Regions from separate parts of the Homo sapiens genome. Here region 2 is linked to region 1. A link is a loop called in an ENCODE intact Hi-C map of the cell type or tissue named here. Cell type or tissue: Caco-2. All regions are shown on one strand. Links, peaks and the distances in the headings refer to the core of each region. The heading gives the core; the rest is flanking DNA. Region 1 has its middle 400 kb from the start of LMCD1-AS1. Region 2 overlaps LMCD1-AS1 (LMCD1 antisense RNA 1).

Region 1 (10,237 bases), core at 657-8,656:
GCAGCATTTATAGTATCTTTTTATATTTAGGATGTAAAAAACACTTTAGCTCTTTTGAATGACAAGGTGAGCAGAGGTATCTCTCCATTAAAATTTTCTCTATAATTTGTGAGTCATAACAAACTATATTTTTATCTATACTTTTGAATCATCAAACAAGAAACTTAAGATGAAAGAACTGGTGCCAACAGAGATCGAGGCAGGGAGAGGAGAATGCTAGTAAATAAAAGCAGAGCCTCGGAGACTTAAAAACAGTATCGACTGTGTCCAAAGCATTGTATCAGGCCTTTAGGGATCTCAAAGCAGATAATGACAAAGTGTATTCTCAAGGACCTCATTGTCTAGATAGAGATGTAGTGGAATCCTAGCAAGATAAATACAAATACTGAGACTCATGCTAAATCTTAGATATGTGGGAGGATATATTTTAAAAATTCAGAGAAAGGTCATGTGGACTGGGACTCAGACAAGATCTTAAAGATAGCCCCTTGGAGGATACAGGACCCCTTTCTGTAGCCTGTAGCACCTAGTCAAGTGTCTGATATACAGCTGACACTAAATAAATGTTTGGAGAACTCTGCTGACATAAGGTGCACTTAGTCAAGTAAAGAAGAGAACATCAAAATTGGGGTGGATAGCAGAAGTAAGGCAGGGGTCTGCTCCTGCTGGGCTCTGGAACATAGAATGCTGGCCTGGAGCAAAGGGTTCAAAAGGGGAGAAGAGGGTGATTCTTTCTGCACTCTGTCCCTGAGCAATCTCACTCCCATCTGTGGCTCAACTATGCTTTCTGCTCCAAAGACTCCCATGTGTCACTTAAATGCTAGTCTAACAAACTTTCACACACTTCCCCCACACAACCACTGGACATTCCTCTTGGAATATCTCACAGAGATGTCAAAATCAAGTGGTCTAAAGCTCCTTTCCTAAACCTCCTCTTGAATTTCCTTTTTCTGATATTGGGAGCATCTTCACGCAGACTGGAAATTGTGCTGGCATCTTTAACCCCCTCCTCCTCTTAGGCATCTCTGTTGATTCCCCATCAGAAAATGATTCTACATGCATAGTTGCCCACATGCCATCTTCACTGGCAGCACATGATGGCACCTGTGGTTCAGACCTCCTTGCATCTCCTTTGAGTAATTTTCTTTCCTTACCTCTGCCCAGAACCCACTGCAATCACTTCTGTCATATTAACCTCTTGGGAGAAGAGCTCAGACCTTGCCTTCTTTCATGCAAGCATCCATTACACTGAGTTAGTTCTTACTGTGTGCTCAGCACTGAGTTCTGTGATCGTCACCCCCACACACAACCAGAGACAATATTTCCTTCTCCTTCTTTGGATCATATTTATTCAATTCAGCTTTTGTCTCCCCTTATAAATTTGTGAGCTACTTGAAACCATGTTCATGTTTGTCACTGTATCCATATCACACAGTCTTGCATACCACTGGCACTTAACCAATGTATGTAGAAAAAAAGAAATTAATGAGGGAGGCTGGGACTAGAGGGCTAGAGAATCCTCAATGCCAGGCTAAGGAATTTGGCCATCATCATTTAGGTATTCTGGAGCTTCTGAAGTTCTTGGCTCTGTCGAGCAACATCTGCAAGGCTATGAATTAGGAAGATTGCTCTGGTGCCAACAGGTAGAATGATCTGGAGGGGAGGAATCAGCTGCATAGAAAGAGCCTCGATTTTCTGGGGAAATGTGATGCAAATGAAAAACTGGTTAGGAGAAAATAAGCATAGGCATTAAAATAGAAATTTAGAGAAAAAAAAGATAATCAGTCTATCATTTAGAATATCTGTATTTCTAAAGGATCACATGAAGTGTCATTATAGTATCCAACAGTTGTCTGTGGTAATGAGGTGGGGAGGACAGTGTTAACATAAAGTCACATTAAACATTTTCTGGGATAAAAAATCGTAAAAATAAATACACATATACTAACAAAAATAAACTTTTGTTATGCCATTATATATATATATAGATATATAGATATCTATATATATATCTATATATATAGATATATATATAGATATCTATATATATATATCTTTCTCTCTCTCTCTCTCTCTCTCGCACACACACCCCCACACACTTAAACAAACACACATCTAAGGCCAGAAAAGGGAAATTTAAAAGATGGCTTAGCTTACCTTATTTGCACTGCCCTGACTATCTGCTGATATAGGTATGTGTGAGTAAGGAAAGGGTTACAGAAAACTCCAATGGAAGGGAGGTGATTGAAGAGGTGCCACAAAGGGTATTACCAGACGCTGGGGAAGTTGGAAAATTGCACCATCCTTATATTCACATTACGTGTACGCTGCACCAAAAGCTTCTCTCACTGATGTATCAGTTTGGTCAGAAAACTTGGTCCTATTCCCAATGGGACTGGGCAGGTATAAGGGTGAATAAAGATGCCCACAAAGGTGCTGATGAGTAATGAGAGAAAATAAGTCCTGGCCTCCTGGGTTTGGAAATGCACTTTCTTTATCTCAAAACAAAATTTGTAGATAGCTGTCAAGCTTTAAAGATGCACACTTCCCAGGACCAGACCACCAGAATTTATTAATTCAGTGACACTTCTTATTTGTTCTATATCAGCTTCTAGGATTTAAGGAGATCCAATGGCAAACCAGACAGGCTTGATCCTTGTGCTCATGAGTGTACGGTCTAGCCATGAGAATAAACATTCAGCCATTAACCACCATTAACTACAATGAGTATAGTGACTGGGGAGGTACAGGCCTCACGGGGCAGTCAGCAGGGTCAGAGGAGAGTAGCCAAAACTGGCAAAGCATATTGAGAAAGACCAAGAGAAAGTGGCATTAAGACTGAGACCAGAGAGTAAAAGGAGGTAGCAAGTGAAGTGGTGAGGAAACATCTTGCAGAGGAAAGGCTGTGTGCAAAGGCCAGGTGATTTGAGGAACTGGAAGCAGCTCAGTGTGGCTGGAATATTGAGGAGAGGCTGAAGAGTGATGAGAATTAAAAGTAGAGAGTATTAAAATGAATGTTTGCTGGGGCGAGGCATACAACCTTTATTCTAGGTGCATCAAAAAATCACAGAAGTCTTTAATGCAGAAAATTGAGAATATGAGCTTTATCACTGATAAAAGTTATCTGGCTGACAGGAGGAGAATGAACCAAAGGAGAAATCACTGAAAGCTGGTGGTTGAAGATGCCACCATCTCCTTCTGTCATCTTGAGTGACTTCTTTCATTGTTACATACACAGTTGCCTGGTTTGAGAAAAAAAAAAAAAAAACCCAACAACAACAAAAAATCCTAACCTGACATCTCATCAATTGTGAGATTTTTCTGAGCTGGTCATTTTGGATAATGTTATGGAAAAGCCAGCAGAATCTGAGTAATTATTTCATTCAGTCATTCACTCATCTACATAGGTGGAGTAATCAAGGTAAAGTCTTCTTCCCCATTGTGTTCTCTGTCCTGCCAGGGAAAGAGACAAAGGAATCGATAATTCCAATACAGTGGAATGACGGCTAAAACAGACAAGGGTGCTCAAGTCATAGGACGAGTATAAATAGGGAAAGTTAATTCTGTTGTGGGATGTCAGGAAGTGCTTTCAGGAAAACTGACACTTAAGCAGAATAATCAATAAAACTGTTAATATTATTGATTAATAAAAGAATAATAATGTTAATATGATTAATAAAACAATTCATTATAAAATATGTACTGATAAGCCTTGAGTGTTTTTTCTTACATTGTCTTATTAAACACCATAAAAACCCTGCAAAGTAGGTATTTGTAAGCTATTGTGCAAATGACGAAACCAGAGACACAAAACATTAGACAACAAGCTCTATAGTTCAGCTTGTGTAGCCCAATTCAAAGTCTATTCCCTTTCCACTGAAACACGCTGCTAGGATTTAACCACATGTACAGAGAAAGGAAAGGTATTTTAGGTAGATGAAACAGCCTGAGCAAAAGCAGTGAGCAAGAAGAGGCATGGGACATATGGGATGTGAATGTGATTACTCTGCATGCAGAGAAGGTCCATGCGGGAATCTGTTGAGAGGGGAAACAGGAGAAACAAGCTAAGTGCAGGCCCTGACCAGCAATGGGCTGGACTTCACTGTGACAACAGAGCCTCAGAAGACAACTGAGCCAGCAGGTGGCGAGAGTAGATCCACGTTTTATAAGGGGTACTCCGTCAGCCTCATTGGTGGGGATATGGAGCTACAGGCAGGGAGGAGGGCTGCAGGAATCTGGGGAAGAGAGGCTGGGGTCTGCACGAGGGCATAGCAATGCTAATAAAGAAGGCAGCTAAAAGAAGTGAAAGTGGATAGAGAAATGACTAAGCAAAGCATGGGGCAATTCTTATTTTCCATTGTTGAAAACAAAATTAAAGCTCTGAATATTACTCTTAGAAAGGAAAGCTTTCATGCTACAGATCATGGTAAAATCAAGTTAATGCATATTTTGAGATGAATCCATTGTATAACTATGCATATATTCGAAAAAGAATCATTCACTTAAAGTGTATGTGTGTGTGTGTGTTTGTATGCTTGCTCTTTGTGTATGTTGTATCAGTAAAATACATCCAGATAATATATCCAATTATCATGTAATAGGAAGCATTTTGGCAAAATATATCAGTAAGTCCAAAATAGACTTTCTCTGTCCACATAAAATTCTGTCAATGGCCTAATTATGTAGCATATCTCAAAGCCAGATTATTTTATTTGATAATTTACTACAAATGAAATTCATTTTCATATAATATCTCCAAGTTACATCTACAATGTTGTCTCCATAGACAAGTGTCAAAAGCAATGATTCTGAAAAATTTTGACTCTGGGAAATCAATCTTTCTAGCATGCAAGGAAGCTTTTGCACTGTTGCCATTTAAAAAGAAATGGAGTAAAATTTAGGGTGAGAGGGTTATACAATGTCCTTGAGGCTCTGAGCCTCTTTCTTTTCTAGTCTTGATTATCTATTTTCATCTTATCATGTTCTCGTTGGAAAACACCTTAAACCTCTAGAAAGAGGCAGAAGTTAAAATAAATAAACACAAATATTCTAAGTTTTGATAATGGCTATGCAGAGAGTGAGAAATGATACTTGGGGAGAAGGCAAAGTGCATGATAGGACAGCTGCAATGCACTGGCAACTGCTCGTAGCTACCTCTCAAAAAAGTATTCATGATATGTTTTTCTCCATGACATCTGAAAACTCCTGAGAACAGGGACTGGACTTAATTATGACCTTCTTTATCCCCAGGGCCTACCAGATATTCTTGATCTAGACATTATGACCAGATCTGTGCTGTTTCTCACTTTAATACAGGGACAGGAGTGAAGTGTCCAGGCTCATCAACAGTCTGTGTGCAAAGTTACAGAAAATTTCTTCTCACAGCCTTTGAGAGAGAAAATTCTATGGTGAGACTTTGAGGCATAATTTGACTGTGTACTGCAAAGACAACATTTTAAATTTTGTTATATCGCATGTCTTATTTATATCTAGATTACTGGAAATTTATAAGTGACTATAATCTGTGCTATCGTTTCTAGTTTGGAAATGCATAGAATCTTGTGTGGCTGACTAGCTGTCTTAGACTAGTTTATAATTAGGTAAACTTCTGCAAGTAGCTAACCTTTATTGTGGTAAAATATATGTAACATAAAATCTACCGTCTTAACCATTTTTAGGTGTACAGTTCATTGGTATTGGGTACATTCACATTGTTGTGCAGTGACACCACCATCCAACGCCGGAACTTTTTCATCTTCCCAGGCTGCAACTCTGTACTCATTAAATACCAACTCTCCCTTCCTCACTTTCCCTGACCCCTGGTAATGTCTATTCTACTTTCTGTCTCTATGACTATTCTGCTTATCTCACATGAGTAGAATCACACAATATATGTCATTTTGTGATTGTTTTATTCAACTTAGCATAATGTTTTCAAGGTTCATTCATATTGTAACATGTACCAGAATTTCATTCCTTTTTAAGATGGAGCAATATTTCGTTTTGTGTATGCGTGCATATGTGTGTTTACACCACATATTATATACTTATCCATTCATCCATTAATGGGCATTTTGGCTGTCTCCACCTATTGGCTATTGTGATTAATGCTGCTAAGAACATTGATATACAAATATCTGTTTCAATCCTTTCTATTATTTTGGGAATGTATCTAGAAGTGGAAATTCTGGATCATGTGGTAATTCTAGGTTTAATATGTTTGAAGAAATTCCATAATATTTTTCCCAGGGGTAGCACCAGCTTACATTTCCACCAACGGTGCGCAAGGGTTCCAATGTATCCACATCCTCATCAACACGTGTTACTTTGTTTTCTTTTTTGTGTGCATTTATTACTCTTTCTTATTGATACATAATAGATGTACATATCTTCAGGGCACATGTGATAATTTCATACATTCATATAATGTGTAAAGTTCGAATCATGGTAATTGGGATATCTATCACTTTCAATATTTATCTTGTGTTTATGCTAGAAACATAGAATTATCCTCTTCTAGCTATTCTGAAATTTACAGTAGATTATAGTTAACCATATTTGTTTTGCTTTGTTTTTCATAACAGCCATCCTAATGCATGTGAAGCAGTGTCTTCTTGTGGTTTTGGTTGGCATTTCCTTAATGATTAGTAATGTTGAACATCTTTTCCTGTCCTTATTGGCCATTTGTATTTCTGCTTTAGAGAATTGTCTATTCAAGTCTTTTGCCCATTTTTTTATTGTGTTGTTTGGTTTTTCTTATTATATTGCAAGCAGCTTTCTACAAAAAGAAAAAAAATTCTTCTAGATCCAACTTCTAAAGTTAGAGTTGGCAAACTATCACAGTGGGGTCTCTGTTGTTATAAGTAAAGTCTTATTAGAACATAGCCGCGCTCATTTATCGATGCAATGTCTACTGCTGTTTTCATGCTACAAAGGCACAGTTAAGTAATTAGAGACCATATGGACCACAGGCCTAAAATATGTACTGTCTTTATCTTTACATAAAAAGTTTGTCAACCACTGTTCTAAAGATGTCATCTGGTTGAGCTATTGCTAAAGAAGTACCTGGAAATAAGAATTATATCTTTTTTTCTGTTTTTAAGATTTTTAGCCTGTACAATGTAGTCCATGGTCATCCCTATAGTTTATGGTTGCCAGATAAAATACAGCAAGGGACATACTTGCACTAAAACACATTTGTTATCTGAAATTCACATTTACGTAGGTATCCTGTAATTTATTTGCCTAACCTGCAACCCTACTGTGGTTTCATGAAACCAGGATCAGTAATGAGCCCTACCCGTTTTAAGAAGCAGGAATAGTTTTTAACAAGTTTTACATCTTTTCCTCAACATCTGCAATTATTTATTCCTACTACTTCCTCTTCCTAGAAGGTTTTTTGCCATGTCATCTGGCTTCTACTCCTATTCTACTTTGATACTCAGAACCATGTGAAACCTTTATGGATCATACCCCAGCAGAGGTTGGATGCCCCTTCTCTATGATCTCATTGAACACTCTTAAAAATAATAAACAAGAGCTAAGACACAGTTGCAGGTTTCTATGTGTTAGGTACTTGAGAACATATCATAGGGCCTCAACAAATAGTGGATGAATGGACTTAAGACAAGTGGGATAGGGCATAAGTTAAATCACTGATGGACACCTCTTTTGCCCCCTCTTTAATTATCCTGAACAGCCAGACTTGTTCTCAGCTGTTTAAGAAGTTGCATGAAACTGGCTTCTGCTCTGTCTCTCTACCATCACCCTTCTGGGCCTTCCCCTCAGCCCTATGCACATGGTGTTCCTCTTGCTGCATCTAGGACCACAGCATCCCAGCAACACATAGTTCCCAATACACTTACCTATTGTTATCCACCAAAATTTATCCTTCTTGTGTCCCAATCCTTCAAGATGCCAGCTTTTGCTCCTTAGGGATAATGGATGCTAAAATATTTGCTGCAAATATATGTTAACTTACATGCTCTTGCTTGTAATGGAAAGATCTTTAGGATGAGTCTTAGGAGAGGTGCTAATCTTATGAAGAATTTTACAGTTGGGTTTTTTAAAATCTGACTCAGAGGCAGCAGCTAGGGCCACATACAAGGGAAAAATCTCCCTCATTTGGCTGTTCTGCCAGTCTTTGCCTATTTGCCCCTTAATGTATTCCTTGTGCTTCTCTTCTGCTCTCTGCTGTAAGGGACTGACTCTACAATCTACAGTCCCCAAGGTTCCTTGCCAAGTGACATCCAGTAAGGGTCAGCCAGCAAGAGGCTCCATGGAGAACCCACAGTATTTGTCTCCCTCTCCGTTTGTTATGGGCTGTATCTCTTGCAGTGGCTGTGTCTTCACTGTGGTTTCAGTTCATGCAGGGCAGCCCTGGCTCCTGAGCTCTGGCACCACCATCTCCTCCTTTTGTTCCTCAAGCCTCAGAGTGATAATGGCTTCTGGCAGTTGCTAACCATGAAGATGCCTCCCATCTCATTTGGCTTTTGAACCATTCTGTCATCCTTCTAACTAGTTGCTTCCATTCTACTCTTGCTACTGAATTCCTGGCATACTTTGTTTTGTTGACTGGACCCTGACGGATAAAACTCTCCTTCAGGAAGGGGGTTGGAGAAAGCCTGCCATTAGCCCCTAGGACAGTTCCATGGCTAGGAGAAAAGGGACTGCCCCATATTCCTCAGAATCCTAATCCTACATGTATTCATTCTAGATTTGAATAAAGCAAGGTAAGAAGAGGAGGATTAGGGAGGAAAGGCAGGGAGAAATGTCACCAATATTCACTTATTACTTACATGCCTAGGATTTTTAATTGCTCCTTAGAATGATCCTTCACGGTAAGTATTATTATCCTCAAGGATTGAAGAACAACCATTTAAGGGAAGCAATGAAGAGCTTTTGCTTTGAAAGGTTGAGCTGCATTTCCAAGGTTACAAAGCTAGTGAACCTTGTGCTGTAACTTCAACCTAGACGGGTCTTTTTCTACTTTGCCTTACTGAAAAGAAAGAATTTTTTTGAAAAGGCAAAAACTGGAATTGACAAAATCAAATTATGCAAAAATAATTGCTCAACTTTTACACAATTCTGAAATAATTCCTTAAGCCTAGATTTCTTTACATTCACGTATGATGAAGAAATTGATGTATTTTCTGCAAAACTAATTGGAATTAACCAGATAGACAACTTTAGATGATACATGTTCTAAAAGTTAATGTCATGTCCAGAAACCTTATTATCTCATAGTATTTTATGATGCTATCAGGTGGCCCTGTGAGCCTATCAGTCTATATTCATGAATCCCTAGAAGATCTAACTCCAGCTGACCATGAAATTAAGCACATTTTTAGATGACCACTGGGGACAGGTCAATGACAGATATTAAGAGTCACTCCAACTCCACAGGTACATCTGAACACAGAGGGCTAGCTTGTCTACCTTTGGTATTGAGTAATGTTCCATTGGCTTCATTAAGCTCATGTTGACTCAATAATTTTTCTAGTGAACTCAGAGCCAAAAATAGGTACTTTATATTATCTGTTAGAGTTCAAGATAATTGCATAATTATTGTGGTATCTGAAAGCCATTGAATAATTGTAGCCATGTTATTTTAACATGAAAAAATAGGAAAGTCTTAAAACAAATGTGCAAATGAATAATACTTTTTTTTGTTTTGTTTGTCTGTTTTTGAGACGGAGTCTTGCTCTGTCACCAGGCTGAGTGCAGTGGTGTGATCTCAGTTCACTGCAACCTCTGCCTCCTGGGTTTAAGCGATTCTCCTGCCTCAGCCTCCCGAGTACCTGGGACTGCAGGTGCATGTCACCACGCACAGCTAATTTTTGTATTTTTAGTAGAGACAGGGTTTCACCATGTCGGCCAGGATGATCTTGGTGTCTTGACCTTGTGATACGCCCACCTCGGCCTCCCTAAGTGCTGGGATTACAGGCATGAGCCACTGTGCCCGGCCATTACTACGTTTTAACAATCTAATATGTGTCCTACCATATAGATGCATAAATGCAGTATAAACACTAAAAATAAATTTAGAGCTGAATGGAGTATTGGAAATAGCTTAGTATATTCCCTTACTTTTATAAATAAAGACAAGACACTTTGGCCAAGGGAAGTAAAGGTACATACACAGGACATATATATATGCATGTATATATATTCAGGTGTGTGCGATGGGTATGAATACACACCATTATATACATGCACTCACATGCTCTCTCTCTAT
Region 2 (10,237 bases), core at 851-8,850, 320 kb after region 1:
CTTGGGGTGAAAGCATGGGGGAAAACTCCCCCTCAGTGGCCCCTGTATCACTTGGGGTGAAAGCATGGGCGAAAACTCCCCCTCAGTAGCCCCTGTCTCACTTGGGGTGAAAGCATGGGGGAAAACTCCCCCTCAGTGGCCCCTGTCTCACTTGGGGTGAAAGCATGGGGGAAAACTCCCCCTCGGTGGCCCCTGTCTCACTTGGGGTGAAAGCATGGGGGAAAACTCCCCCTCGGTGGCCCCTGTCTCACATTGGGGTGAAAGCATGGGGGAAAACTCCCCCTCAGTGGCCCCTGTCTCACTTGGGGTGAAAGCATGGGGGAAAACTCCCCCTCTGTGGCCCCTGTCTCACTTGGGGTGAAAGCATGGGGGAAAACTCCCCCTCGGTGGCCCCTGTCTCACTTGGGGTGAAAGCATGGGGGAAAACTCCCCCTCAGTAGCCCCTGTCTCACTTGGGGTGAAAGCATGGGGGAAAACTCCCCCTCAGTGGCCCCTGTCTCACTTGGGGTGAAAGCATGGGGGAAAAATCCCCCTCGGTAGCCCCTGTATCACTTGGGGTGAAAGCATGGGGGAAAACTCCCCCTCAGTGGCCCCTGTATCACTTGGGGTGAAAGCATGGGGGAAAACTCCCCCTCAGTAGCCCCTGTATCACTTGGGGTGAAAGCATGGGGGAAAACTCCCCCTCAGTAGCCCCTGTCTCACTTGGGGTGAAAGCATGGGGGAAAACTCCCCCTCAGTGGCCCCTGTCTCACTTGGGGTGAAAGCATGGGGGAAAACTCCCCCTCAGTGGCCCCTGTCTCACTTGGGGTGAAAGCATGGGGGAAAACTCCCCCTCAGTAGCCCCTGTATCACTTGGGGTGAAAGCATGGGGGAAAACTCCCCCTCGGTGGCCCCTGTCTCACTTGGGGTGAAAGCATGGGGGAAAACTCCCCCTCAGTAGCCCCTGTCTCACTTGGGGTGAAAGCATGGGCAAAAACTCCCCCTCAGTGGCCCCTGTCACACTTGGGGTCAAAGCCGATGGCCTCATGATTCCCCTCTGCCCATCTCATCTCATCCCACACCCCCACTTATCCCTCCGCATAACACCACCCTCCCTGAGCTTCCTAAAACACACCAGGCCACACTTGCCTTGAGGCCCCTGCATCCTCCGTTCCTCTGCTTGGAAGACTCTTCCCCAGATATTCCTGTGGTTTCCTCCCCACGTCCTTTAGTTCTCTGACCTCCCATTAAAAATAGCAATACTTTCTACCCTGTCCCCACGCCATCCCAGCACTCCCTAACCCCCCTTCTCTGGCTTATTCTGCTCGTTAGACTTACTGCCATCTAGCATATATTCTTATTTGTTTATTGTTTAATGTAAAGTTCAAAGAAATAAGAATTGTTTGAGTCTCTGCTTTATCCTTTGTGACCAGATCAGTGTCTGTCTTGTAGAGGCACTTAATAAATATTTGTTGAAAAAAAAAAAAAAAAGGAAGAAAGGAGGGAAGGAAAGGGAAGAAGGAAGTGAAAGGAGGGGTAAGAAAGAGATCTTATCAAGGAAATGTTGTGACCAACCATGTATCTGGGAGAGAGGAAAGGGACACTCCAGCTTGAATCCAAACTTTGACCATGTCTGGTATGTCTGGCCAACTGCTGCCAGATGTTGAGGTGGGACAGCCAGAAGTCCAAGGGAATGACAGGGTGAGAAACCTCCTGGGAAGAGGACGTTCCAACAGGAATCAGGCATATTCCTGTTGGACCCAGCCTCAGAGTCTAGTGGTCAGAGTGGCAGGTTGTGCCCAAATGAAGCAGGCTGTCTCTCACTCTGACGTGTCCCAAGTTTAGCCCCATGGACTCACAGCTTAGCACCCTGGAGAGGGAGAAAACTGAAAGATCTGATTCACTCTTTGGAGCATAAGCATTATGAGACTGGACCCCACGTGGGTGCCAAGTTCAGTGTAAAAAGATATCATGCTAGATTTTGTGTTTGTGCAGCTTTCTCCACACTTCGCAAAAGCATGGCTGACACCCAGTTTGGCAACTGAGGAAGCACTCAGGCCTGGCTGCAGAGAAAGAGAGAGAGATGACGGCAGAAATGGCAACTGGGCCCATCGGGGAACTCAGTGTTTTATGGACATATTAGTAAACACAGCAGAAGATAAAAGAAAGAGAAAGGCCAGGCGTGGTGGCTCACAACTGTAATCCCAGTACTTTGGGAGGCCAAGGCGGGCAGATCACAAGGTCAGGAGATGGAGACCATCCTGGCTAACACCGTGAAACCCCGTCTCCACTAAAAACACAAAAAATTAGCCAGGTGTGGTAGCGCGTGCCTGTAGTCCCAGCTACTTGGGAGGCTGAGGCAGGAGAATGCCTTGAACCCAGGAGGCAGAGTTTGCAGTGAGCCAAGATCGCACCACTGCACTCCAGCCTGGGCTAAAGAGTGAGACTCCATTTCAAAAAAAAAGAATGAAAAAGAAAATTCTATGACACCCCAGCCACTGAAGTGATAGATTATTTGTTCATGAGCTCATGAAAATTCCCTGCCAAGACAGCAAAATGTGTGGGGTGATTTTTAAGGAATAGGGGCAGTATGAGCAAGAAGAGACCAACACCAGCAGGAATGACACTTAGGATTCCATTGGAACCCACCAGCTGATGGCTAAGATAAAATCCAATCCTAGATTTGATTTCAGAAGAGCAACTTTTGGTGCATTCTCTTTTTATTTATATAAAATTTAAGAGCCCAGAGAAAGGTGATTAATTAAATTGTTGGTTTTTGCAAAGTCAGGCTCTCCAGAAACATGCCTTATTATATGCAGGTGATTGGTTTATATGTAGAGATAGCCTCCTAAGCATGGGATTTGAAGGGCCAATTACAATATGACCACAAGCTGACTTCTTTAGTTAATTCCAATTCCTAGTGTTTCTATGAAAGTCTTCATTCAGGTAAATCTACCCATTTTAAGATTGTAACCCCTAATAATGAATAACAAAAATGCTGCTCTAGACGAAGCAATAGAACAATGAGAGGTTCATTTGTATCTCTCCAGACATCCAAAAGTGAACAGCAGACTGAAAATTCTGCCTGTGGTGACATATCAATTAGGGACATAAAGAGCTGCTTATTTAATAGAATCAATTAGGAGTCTCAACATCAAAAGGGCATCAAAAGAAAATAAATAAGTCACCTAGGGAAATACACAAGCACTGTGGATGTAAACTCTGTTTATGTTTTTTCAAGTTTAATTTTATCTTGACTTAGCGCAACCATCATTAAGCAAACATTTTTAAGTTCAATTGCCTCTTGAGTGAAGCCAGCTACCATCATTAGGCAAACATTAGGTTTGGGACATGTGTCAATACAAAAATGATTTGCTGTATTGTTTGCCACACTGATATAGAACAAATTCTGGGCCAGCTTGAGTATATCAGAGTCAGCTTGTTTTATCCTCAACTCACCACTTCCCCAACTCAACTCCAAAGCTCCTGTAGATCAGAGAAAATTTTCCATTCCCAGTGGTTTCTCTCCTTCTCCCCAATGCCTGTTATGACAGAAATGGGGGAGCTTGCTTCCCTTTTCTTCTTTTCCCTTAAGATTCAGTCAGAAGAGAGGGACTCCAACTCCAATTGGTTCAGTGATCTTTCCTTAGGGGACACATTTAACAAATCAAGCTCTCTTTGAGCTAGGTCATGTGTTGACCAATATAAAATTATAATTGTTTCTTGGACTATTTCTAGCTCAAACACCCTCAGTATCTGAACTGTAATCATATGTTGCCTTTTCGCTACTCTTCTAAAATTATCCTAGCACTACTCTGTATGAGAAAATTCATGCACAGAAGCTGACATCTGCTTTGTGTTTTCCATTCCAGTCCCAAGTCACAGATTCACAATGAGGACTTCAGCAATCTCCTGTACACTTACTTTAACATCCATGCTAATGCTCATGGCAAGCAATGGATAGAGTGGATTTTATTCAGGGCAGACCTTCTTAGTTATGGGTGTGAATCCCAAGGAAAACTCTCCAAAACTGTTGGCTGATATTCATGCGGCAAGGAGACCGGATCCAAGATATTAGGTTGTGAAAGTCAAGCCCCAGCCTCTTATGGGAAATTTTTATTAACGTTTTAAGGATCTTTTGCAAATTGAAGATGGCCATAAATTTATTTTAACACTTGTTCCTTCAAGAGAGATTTATTTTTTCAGCCCTTGAAGAAAGAGGACTGGCCTCTTCGACCAGTAAATAGGGCAGAAGTGATGATATGCCAGCCCTGGGCCTGGGCTTTTAGAAGACCGGCAGCTTCTATCTTGGTCTCTTGGAAGCCAACACCCAAGTGAGAACTGCAAAAACTCCAAGACTGTCCTGCTGTGAAAAGCCCAAGCCATGTGAGAAGACTCTGGGGATGTGACACCATGTAGAAAAGAAAGAGACCAAGAAGCATCAGGGTGTCTGACATGTAAAGGAAGACCCATCTTGAAAGCGAATCCTCCAGCCTCAGCTGCCCTCATGAATGCTAAGTGAACCAAAACAAACCACTCAGCTGAGCCTTTCCCAAATTCCTAATGCCAACAAAATTGTCAGCAATATAGGCAGGCTGTTAAAAACTATTGAGTTTGGGAATCATCTGTTATGAAGCTCTAGATGATTGGAGTATGACTGACCATGATTGGCCTATGAGAGGTTCTTTTCTTGCATATGACAAGTTTGATCCCACATCAGGGCCTTTCCATGTGCTTTTCCCTGGGATGCTCTTCTCCTAGGTGTTTTCCTGCCTAGATCCTTCTAATCATTCAGGTTGAGGATCAAACCCCTCTAGCTTGGAAAGGCCTTCTCTGACCACCCTATGTAAAGTGGGTGCATGTGAACACATGCCCTTAAGCCACCCTTTGGAAATTTCATTACTTGTTCATATGTTTACTAGTTGATAATGAAAGGAAATGCAGCTTTGCCTTCTCTATGTGTGGCCTTATTTCAATCACCCAGAACACTGTATGGCACACACAAGATATTCAGGAAATATTTGTTGGCCAAATTCATAGATAAATAATATATTTATCAAACACAAGGGAAAAAAGGAGATATAAGCATAAGTTGCCAGAATATTTGAGGAAACAAAATAGAACTCTGTCTTAGTCTGTTTGTGTTGCTATAAAGGAATATATGAGGCTGGGTAATGTGGAGAAAAAAAGGTTTATTTGGCTCATGATTCTGATGGCTGGAAAGTTCAAGATTGGGCGTCTGCATCTGGTGAGGGCCTCAGGCTGCCTCCACTCATGGCAGAAAGGGAAGGGGAGCTGGTGTGTGCAGAGATCACATGGGCAGAGGGACAGCAAAAGAGAAAGGAGGCGCAAGGCTCTTTTTAACAACCTGCTTTTCAGGGAACCCATAGAACAAGAACTCACTACCATGAGGACAGCTCCTAGCCATCCATGAGGGATCCGCCCCCATGACCAAACCCCTCCCACCAAGCCCCACCTCCAACGCTGGGGATCAAATTTCATCATGAGGGTTGGGAGGAAGAACATTCAAACTATAGCAATCTCCGAGAGGAAAAAGTTATAAATTGTGATAAGATTATGTTGTAATAAAGCAAATAAAAGCTTTTATCCCTCATTTACCTGGTTCTTGAGGTTCTTAAGTTTCCAAACTAAGAATCTAAAGGAATGTTTTAAAATTTTCCTTCCTGATTCTCCAGAGTAAAGACCTCAGACATTAAAATATCATTTACAACAGACATTATTATACAGCAACGCTTCTCGCTTAAATGCAACCCGTTCTTCTCACCTCAGGACTCAAATTTAAAAGGTATACTAAGGTGCTAATTTGTTAAGCTAAAACCCCGAAATCAAAGCTATTACCACAGTGCCACCTTGTGGCTAATGCTGATTCTGCACTTTTTTATTTTTTAGTTTTTTTGAGACAGGGTCTCACTGTCATCCAGGCTGGAGTGCAGTGGCTCAATCATAGCTCATTGCATCCTTGAACTCTGGGTTCAAGCAATCCTCTCACCTCAGCCTCCTGAGTAGCTGGAACTACAGGCACATACACCACACCTGGATAATTTTCTTTTCTGTTTTTGTTTCCTTCTTTTTTTTTTTTTTTTTTTTTGAGACAGAGTTTCGCTCTTGTTACCCAGGCTGGAGTGCAAGCAATCTCGGCTCACCTCAACCTCCACCTCCCAAGTTCAAGTTATTCTCCTGCCTCAGCCTCCCGAGTAGCTGGGATTACAGGCATGTACCACCATGCCTGTCTGATTTTTTTTTTTTTTTTTTTTTTTAGTAGAGATGAGGTTTCTCCATGTTGGTCAGGCTGGTCTTGAACTCCCAGCCTCAGATGATATGCCCGCCTTGGCCTCCCAAAGTGCTGGGATTACAGGCATGAGCCACCATGCCCGGCCTTGTTTTCTTTTTTTATAGATCAGGGTCTCAAACTCCTGGCCTCAAGCAATCCTCTTGCCTCTGCCTCCCAATGTGCTTGGATTATAGGCGTGAGCCACTGCACCGAGCAACATATTTTTCTTTTAAAACCAACTGGGAATGAATATAACTTTATATAACACCAGGTTATATAAAGTGTTTGGTGCGCATGATCTTACGTGAGATGTGGTCATTCTGAGGTCAGTAGTGTCATCCCTATGTTATGGAGATTAGGAGAGAGAAAAGGACTGTGACAAATACTTACTGATACCCAATGTGTGCTGTGTTATGCAAGGGCTTTTGAATAGCTTCTGTCTCTTAATACTTGAAATTATACTGGGATTTTGATACTATCCTCCTTTTTGTACATAAGCACATTTGTGCATGATAATGTTACGTGTCTTGTCATACATCTAGTAAATGAAGATTGGTCCCAGTAATACTGACCCCTGGAGCTGTTTTCAATCTATGGTATAGCATTGCCTCTCCCACAAAGTTAAACTTCTTCACCAAGTTTGACAAGCCTGTCAATTTGAGACAAAACTCAAACCCCAGACTTCTGGCTCTAATGTTCATTCATTCAACAAACACTCACTGAGCTCTGATATGGTTTGGATCTATGTTCCCACCAAATCTCATCTCAAACCGTAATCCCTAATGTTGAAGGTGGGGCCTGGTGGGAGGTAACTGGGTCGTGATGGTGAATTTCACATGAGTGGTTTAGCGTCCCTCCCTCGGAACTGCCCTCATGTTAGTGAGTTCTCACAAGATCTGTTTATTTAAAAGTGTGTGGCACCTCCCCACTCTTTTGCTCCTTCTCCAGCCATGTGATGCGGCTGCTCCCCCTTTGCCTTCCACTATGATTGTGAGTTTCCTGAGGCCTCCCCGGAAGCCAAGCAGATGCCAGCATCGTGCTTCGTGTACAGCCTGAAGAACCACGAACCAATTAAATCTCTTTTCTTTATAAGTTACCCAGTCTCTGGCATTTCTTTATAGCAATGCAAGAATGGACTGATACAAGCTCCTACTGCATGCAGAGACTGTGCTGGACACCAAGGATATGCCAGCAAACTGTCTATCATTATGTTCTTTCTATAGCCTTAGAAAACCAAGTATCACCCATGTCTTTCAAAGTTTGGCCCACATATCAAAATCCAGTAAGCTCTAGGAAATTCTGGATGATGTGTTCATTCATTCACTCATTCATTCAATAGTCATTAAAAACCTGGAAAAAAGCCTACTGTGGGCAAAAGCAGAGGTGGTTCCTGGCATCATGGAAATTATATCCTGGTCGAGGAGAAAGACATTAATCAAGTAATCACAATAAAATGCAAAATTCCCATACGGTCAACACAATACAACTCTCCTAATTAAATGCTCTTATGTACCACACAAAAGCATGTGATTGGGAGAGTTGACCAGTTCAGGAGGTCAGCTCACACGCCCCTGAAGAAGTGATGACGGGCCAATAGGACAAGTAGGAGTTAGGAAGGAAAAGGGGGAAGGAAAGAATTCCAGGCAGAGGGTTCTGAGGTGCAAAGGCCCTGAGACACTTGTGAGAGATGATATGTGTATGATCCTAAAACTAAAATCCTTTCCCAGGGCTTCTGCCTTACATTAGAAAATGGAAATACATTCTCAGCACTTCAGCTGCTGCTCCAATGTGCTCAGAATCTTTAGGAACCTAAAAACTTGGAACAACTCCTAAATGCCCACCTTGTGACCATGAACTATTAAAAAGAGCCTCAAATATGTGTGGTAGTTTTACTTTCTAAAGTACTTTTCCATTCACCTTATTTTGACTCTCTCCCGCAAGCCACGTGGGCTAGGTGAATTGTATGCTTATTCTCGCACGCCAGAAAGAGGCACCCCAGAAAGGCTGGGTGACTTGTCCACATTAGTGCATTAGTATGTGGCCCAAGCAAACCTTCATTCCATCCCAATCTAATTATCTGTCCACCAGTCTTCCTCACAATGTAATTTAGCCCCCAGTTACTGCTAACTTACCGTACTGCAATGGGCAACTAACCATTTGGTGCCTAAGTTAAAAATAAATCTAATGTTCGTATTATTCATACTCTTAGCCTTCTGTGCAACAATTTTGTTGTATGATTTTATCAGCAGGAAATACTTTGGTTAATACTTTGGCCTTAAAAATAGATAAACATCTTCTATTTTCTTGGCTATCATATCAACACTCAACTGGGGGACTTAATCAACAACTGATCAATTCAAACTAGTTTAATTAATTTTTTCCACTGAATTGCTCTACTCTAATGACTTTTTATCAAAGTGATCAGTTATGTGAGAATTGGGAAGACAGAACAGGATAATTCAATTAATTTTAAATTTCATGAGAGGGTGGGATTGGGGTGAGTTGAGTAAAAACTGTCATTTACTATTTTCTGTAGATAAAATTTAAACTAGAGAAAATTGCGTTCTCCAAAACAGTTGCCAGAAAGAAAAGCAAACCCTGTCTTTCATTCATGTATGCATGCATGCAATCATGAATTCATTCAATCAGTCAGTTAACATTAATTTTGGATCTACTAAGCGCCAGATCTGTGCCAAGTGGAATGCTATGGAAATGATTCAGAGGAGTATATAGTACAAACCTGTGCCAATTACCAATGTATTATTGCCTTTCAGCTAGCTATAGATCCATCTTTCATTGCCTGCTCTGTGAAAAGTTCTTTGAAGATGACATCATGCAATACTTTGTCAGTAGAGAATGCTGGAGAGACACTGCAGGAAGAAGGGGAGTCTCTCTTCTGGTGCTCTTCTGTTGGCTTCTGGCTTCTACCAAGAGCTGCTGCCAGCAACATGTTAGGAGAGAACATTGGCGCTCATCCTCATGGAGTTTCAGCAACATCCCCAGGGATGGGTTTCCAGTGAGTCTTGCAGGCCCCCTAGCAATCTGCTCCCAGCCTCAGTCCACCTGCACTTATGAGGGGTATCTCCTGCTTGCTGGTCTCTTCCTCCATTTTCTACTCACCCCTGCTCAGAGGACTACTTCCTGCTTGTAACTGCATACCAGCTCTGGTCAGGGTAACTCAGAGAACCACCCCACACAGTGGACTGTAGCCACATCTTCAGCAAGTTCTGAATCCCAGCTTTGAGGGATGGACTCTTTCCAAGTGGATCCTCCTTTAGGATTCTTCTTCAGTCCTAGGATACTCTGCAGCATTCTCTTTACACCATTATAGATCATCTCTGATTTAGTTAATAATCAGAGATTTAGCGGTGTTTCTTAACTGAGGTGCATTTCACAGACAAGAGGACTTTGGTAATGACTGGAGACACTGTTGGTCGTCACCACTGCAGTAGGGGTAGGAGGTGGGTTGCTACTGGCATCTAGTGGGTAGAGGCCAGAAATGCTGTTGAACATCCAAAAATGCACAGGACAGTGCCCAGAATACAGAATCCTTCAGCCCCACATGTTAGTGGGGCTGAGGTTAAGAAACTCTATGGCAAATGGTTCTCATTCGAGTTACTGTGTGGTTTCTTTCTCCTGATTTGACCCTGACTGATGCAGAGGGTGAGAAGGACATGAAGGCAGATAAATTATTCCCTGATAAGTTTTATCATGAGGTTTTTGTCTTAGCCACGCTGCCTTGTCTACACAACCCTGCTTTCATCAATTTGACCTGATGTTGCTGATCGAGTCAGGAAAAACATGAGTGCTGGAGATTGAGAGGAGAAGACCAGAGAGGTTTTTGTTTTATGGTTTTTGTTTTCCTTAGCTTGGCATGAATGTTCCTAATTGTTGAACAGGGAGCACATTTTTCACGTGCTCCAACATCTATTTTCAGCTGAAAACAGATGGTAGGAAGGGTGGGTA

What was found. Hi-C counts contacts between places; a loop is a spot of excess contacts. Peaks named below come from ENCODE experiments on the same cell type or tissue, not always from the same donor. Only the 100,000 strongest peaks of a DNase experiment are listed, where the experiment ranks them.
Region 2: it touches region 1 in a loop (26-fold over the local background); 3 of 110 quality-filtered maps call a loop at or near these places.

Annotation. Positions count from the first base shown.
Region 1 is chr3:8,091,804-8,102,040 of GRCh38, forward strand. No RefSeq gene overlaps it. Among named protein-coding and RNA genes, the nearest start is that of LMCD1-AS1, 400 kb to the right of the region's middle. In Caco-2, for the core only: CTCF peaks have their summits at 4,094 (motif pointing right) and 4,295; a DNase peak (open chromatin) is centred at 4,108.
Region 2 is chr3:8,411,727-8,421,963 of GRCh38, forward strand. All of the region lies in intron 3 of LMCD1-AS1 (LMCD1 antisense RNA 1), which reads right to left. Among named protein-coding and RNA genes, the nearest start is that of LMCD1-AS1, 85 kb to the right of the region's middle. RefSeq lists an enhancer at 1-358. In Caco-2, for the core only: a CTCF peak has its summit at 5,828 (motif pointing left); no DNase peak of the experiment used is centred there.